2 separate regions of the Homo sapiens genome follow, and region 1 is linked to region 2. A link is a loop called in an ENCODE intact Hi-C map of the cell type or tissue named here. Cell type or tissue: B cell. All regions are shown on one strand.

What was found. A loop is a pair of places that touch in the nucleus more often than their neighbours do. Peaks named below come from ENCODE experiments on the same cell type or tissue, not always from the same donor. Only the 100,000 strongest peaks of a DNase experiment are listed, where the experiment ranks them.
Region 1: it touches region 2 in a loop (11-fold over the local background); 3 of 110 quality-filtered maps call a loop at or near these places.

What each region holds. Positions count from the first base shown.
Region 1 is chr12:101,633,785-101,636,284 of GRCh38, reverse strand. MYBPC1 (myosin binding protein C1) reads right to left here. Exons shown (of 32, transcript NM_002465.4): 9 at 1,680-1,731. Among named protein-coding and RNA genes, the nearest start is that of MYBPC1, 40 kb to the right of the region's middle. RefSeq lists a silencer at 1,224-1,313. In B cell, no CTCF peak of the experiment used is centred here; a DNase peak (open chromatin) is centred at 1,474; H3K4me3 peaks cover 1,041 bases; H3K27ac peaks cover 1,650 bases.
Region 2 is chr12:101,743,289-101,745,788 of GRCh38, reverse strand. GNPTAB (N-acetylglucosamine-1-phosphate transferase subunits alpha and beta) reads left to right here. Exons shown (of 21, transcript NM_024312.5): 21 at 1-290. It overlaps LOC124902997 (a long non-coding RNA gene), which reads right to left and starts at 1,799. Exons shown (of 2, transcript XR_007063424.1): 1 at 1,760-1,799; 2 at 822-1,001. RefSeq lists enhancers at 1,712-1,821, 1,942-2,031. In B cell, a CTCF peak has its summit at 1,432; DNase peaks (open chromatin) are centred at 1,578 and 1,858; H3K4me3 peaks cover 950 bases; H3K27ac peaks cover 2,500 bases.

The DNA of each region.
Region 1 (2,500 bases), 110 kb after region 2:
TATTCATGTAAGACAGAGATTGGCTTGGAGGACGAAGTGTACCAATGTCAGATATATAAGTACAAAGCCTTATATTCAATGGTAACCTCTTTGTGTCCATGAACAGATGAATCAGATAATGTGATACTAACATGGCAAAAATAAAAAAGGAGCTAACACAGAAATTTTTAAAAGATGCATTCCTTTCTGTCTTAAAGGGTGATAATTATTCTAATTTTCTTATTAATATTTATACCTTCTTAAATATGTTTTAAAAAAATTTGTCTTGAATTGTTAATGAAACTTTTACTAGCAGTTTAAAAAAGTGCTTTCTTGTAGAGAAATGCATCTTAAATTAGGCATGCAGCCACCACTGTGATTTCATATAAACTCTAACCAGAAGCTACAGAGCTAACATTTAAATGGCACTACATAGTTACTTACATGTTTAATTTTTTAAGGAAGTTTTGTTTCCTGCTCTTTACAAATGTTAGTTATGGTTTCTAAGAAAAGAGTCTGTGGGTTTAAAAACAGTGTGTATAACATGTAAGTCATAAGAATTAAACTCAGTAATGTGTTTTCAAAATTTCTTCAGGTGTTTGCAGGCCTTTTGAAGTAAATACATTTCTGTTCTTTTAAAGCTCAAAACTTAGTAGATCATGTTTCCCTCTCCTAAGATATACTTGTATACAGTATGAGCATAGTTTTAGACCTGTGCATTTGCTGAGCATGGGATGAAGGGAAAGTGGAAGGAAAGTAATAAAATTTGAAAGTTATGACATTTTTTAAAATTAAAAAATACCTAATACCAGTAATATTAAATAACTTTTCAAAGTAATTAAAGTTTTGATTTATTTATAATATCAGAGGAAAATATGCCTCATTAACAGGCTAAATTATTGTTTTATAATAGTTTGGAGTGACTTTCCTTATTCAGCAAAACTGTATGTGGATTCTGTATGTGGATTCAGTCTTCGGAAGAACAAAACATTTGGTCTCATTAAAGAATTTATATTATGGAATAATTAAGTACAGAGAATAACATAATGACAGGAAGGGGCTGGTTATATTTCTCAGAGACCAAAAATCTTTTACATTTCTTCCTTGACCGCCCCCCCTCCATTTTTCAGCCTTGGTAATTGCAAAAATATATGAAATAGGTATCTAAATTTTGCCTTTCTGTAGTATTCTTAATGCCAGTTTCATTTAGGATAATCCAATATTATATGGCACTAACTTCAGTAAGTAGCTACTTGGTTGTGGTTTTCTTGGGCACATGGTTCAGTAGCTCCCTGAGTGATTTCTAGATGAAAGGCAATATAAATAAAAGTTTTCTGCCGTGACTTAACCAATGAAATGAGTCTCTTTGCGTATTTCTTTTGGCCATTTGGTGGAAAGTAATGCTTTAAGGAGGAAGCTACATATGAATAAATTGAAAGTGTCTTTCTAAGGCAACTGTGAAACCTCCAAAACAGGAACTTCTTTATAACAAGAACATTCTAAAAAATGGTCAGTATATGCTTGACTGGGCCTTAAACCCATGGTTTTTCTAGAACACCAATGTTTAAATATATGGTGTTTTTGCGGTGAAAAGTGTTGTTCGTATTTGGAATACGGAATACAGGGGAAAGGAAATGTGTTTGAAAATCCTCCACTTCTGTGTTATACAAAAGCTATCTAGATTTTTCTTTTGGAGTTACCTTCTCTTGAAAGCAGATCTGATGTCAATGTTTGGAGTAGTCCCAGTAGATTCTTTGAAAGGAAAGAAAACAATAACATAAATACCCATTAAGGAGGTAGTTTGTGTTCAGTTCCTTTATAGGCTGTGGGGATTCTTTAGATGGAAGAATGTCAGGTGAAGGGGGGAGGCTTTTCTCCTGAATGGCTGTGCTGCCAAGGCCTCATCATACCTCCTCCTCCCTCATGAAGAACCAATGAAGGGACCTTGGGGTCACCTTGTTCAGGTGTCATTCAACTTGTCTGCCCACTAGAATCACTGAGGGACTTAGAAATATATCAGTTTCTTGATCCTCTCTGCCAAAGATGTTGATCCACCAGATCAGGGAGGGGCACCCAGAAATCAATATTCTTAAATAGCCCTCCAGGGGCCGGGCGCGGTGGCTCACGCCTGTAATCCCAGCACTTTGGGAGGCCGAGGCGGGCGGATCACGAGATCAGGAGATCGCGACCAGCCTGGCTAACACGGTGAAACCCCGTCTCTACTAAAAATACAAGAACAAAATTAGCCGGCCGTGGTGGCGGGCGCCTGTAGTCCCAGCTACTCGGGAGGCTGAGGCAGGAGAATGGCGTGAACCCGGGAGGCGGAGCTCGCAGTGAGCCGAGATCGCGCCACTGCACTCCAGCCTGGGTGACAGAGAGGAGCGAGACTCCGTCTAAAAAAAAAAAAAAAGCCCTCCAGGTGATCTTCTCAGAGATGCCCAGCCAGGTTGAAGCAGTGCTGCCCAGGATCCCAGATCCCACCTAATACAGAAATATCGACAGCACCCGACCCATGGCCATC
Region 2 (2,500 bases):
GTGCTGAGATTACAGGCATAAGCCAGTGCACCCAGCCGAGAATTAGTATTTTTATGTATGGTTAAACCTTGGCGTCTAGCCATATTTTATGTCATAATACAATGGATTTGTGAAGAGCAGATTCCATGAGTAACTCTGACAGGTATTTTAGATCATGATCTCAACAATATTCTTCCAAAATGGCATACATCTTTTGTACAAAGAACTTGAAATGTAAATACTGTGTTTGTGCTGTAAGAGTTGTGTATTTCAAAAACTGAAATCTCATAAAAAGTTAAATTTTTGTCTGACACTTTGATTTTTAAATCTTTGAGGATTGAGTTTACTGTTACTCAGATTCAGCAGTCACTTGAGTGCCTTTACTGTGTATCAGGTTCTGTGCTGAACATTACTAAAATTAAGTGGAAAGTAAGGAAAGATTAGTATTATACAGAAGAATGTTGCTTTATGGGGGGAAAATAGTTTCTAAATGGAATTTATCATATGGTAAAATTTAGGATATCTGGGTATCATTATAAAAGCTGAGATTTATTCTAGAAAAGTTAGAGAAATGAACATTTGTCTGTAATGACGATTTCTGTGGTTAGATGAATATAGTCCATACCTAATTAGGAGCTTGATAATGGGATGGATAATACAATCATAGGCTATTCATAGACTCATTCTAATGATTCTGTGATTCAGTAGAATCATTAGAACAGAGGAACCTCAGAAGTTGATGAGCAGTCAGATGGTCAGAACCATTTGTTCAAATCCTATAGAAAAGGTCACTCTGTGTTTTAGTTTTTTTGTGCTGCTGTAACAAAATACCTCAGACTGGGTAATTTACAAAGAACAGAAATTCATTTTCTTACAGTTCTGGAGGCCGAGAGTCCAAGATCAAGGGGCTAGCAGGTTTAGTTGTCTGGTGAGGGCTGCTTTCTGCTTTTAAGATGGCTTCTTGAATGCCGTGTCCTCACAGAGCAGAAGGGCAAGAAGGCACAAACTGCCTCTGTCAAGCCCTTTAATAAAGACATCTAATTGAATTGATGAGGGCTCTGTTCCCATGACTTATCACCCTCTGAAAGCCCCACCTCATAATACTTTTAAATTGCCAGTTAAGTTTCAACATGAATTTTGGACAGATAAAAATTCTGTGATACAAAAGAAGGAAGGCTGCTTCTCCTGCCTGATTCTCAAGGTGTTCCCTCCAGCTCCCAGGCCCTTCGGGCAGAGTTTCAAAACAACTGTCTGGACGAACCCTTGCTTTTTATCGGCAAGGACACCAAGGCCACGGGGATGACATGACTTGCTCAAGGTCTTACAACCAGTTAGAGGAAGAGGTAGGGTGGGAACCCGGGTTGTCCCTCTTTCCTGTCCCCACCAGCCCATGCTGCCTCCCCAGGACTGTGGCACATGTGGGTGAAGAGCACACTCTGCAGTCAGACTACGGGAGTTCAAGTCCTGGATCCTGGACACTGCTTGCCGTGATTTAGCTTTCTCTGCCAAAATGTGGGAGGCAATACTGGTAGCTACCACAGAGGCTTATGGTGATAATTAGAGGAAATGACATGTGCAACACACGCAGCCCAGTGCCTGGCAAATAGTCCTGCCTGCTAAATGTCAGTGGTGATGATGGTAATGATGAAAATTCGTGTTAAAGACTGTTGTCCAGGCCAGAGGTGAGGCTCCTAGTCTAGTCATTAGGGTGAGATGATTATATTGCTCTTAGCTAAAAAAGTGACACATTTTCTAATTACAAAGGATTTTTTTAACCTACCTTATGTCTTCAAAAGTGTTTTTTGTTTGTTTGTTTCTTTTGAGACGATCTCACTCTGTTGCCCCAGGCTGGAGAGCAGTGGCGTGATCTCAGCTGACTGCAGCGTCAACCTCACAGGCTCAAGCAGTCCTCTCACCTCAGCTTCCTGAGCAGCTGTGACCACAGATGTGCTCCACCACACCTGACTAATTTTGTTTATATTTTTGTAGAGACAGGGTCTTACTGTTATCCAGGCTGTCTTGAACTCCTGGGCTCAAGCAATACTCCTGCTTCGACCTTCCACGGTGCTGGGATTACAGGTGTGAGCCACTGTGCCTGGCAAAAGTGTTCATTTTGAAAATTATTTCTACATATACCAAGAAGTATACAAATAATAACAGATTAAGCATTTAAACTAAAGGGTAATCACTACTTACGTCAAAACATCTAAGGAAGAAACAGCACCAGTCCCACACAAATTCTTCCAGAGAGCAGAAAAAAGCAAAATACAGTATCATCCAACTCATCCCTTGAAACACAACCCCAACAGTAAAACTTGGCTCAGATACCACAAGACAAAAACCATGGGCAGTCTACTGCAAAAGAATCCCAAACAAAATACTAACAGGCCAAATTCAGTTATTCCCAGAAGAACAACACTTCACAGTCAAGTGGGGCCTACTCCAGGAATGCAAATTTGGCCCAACACTTGAAAATCAATTCACCACATCAGCAGGACCAAAAGAAACTGGATGATAATCT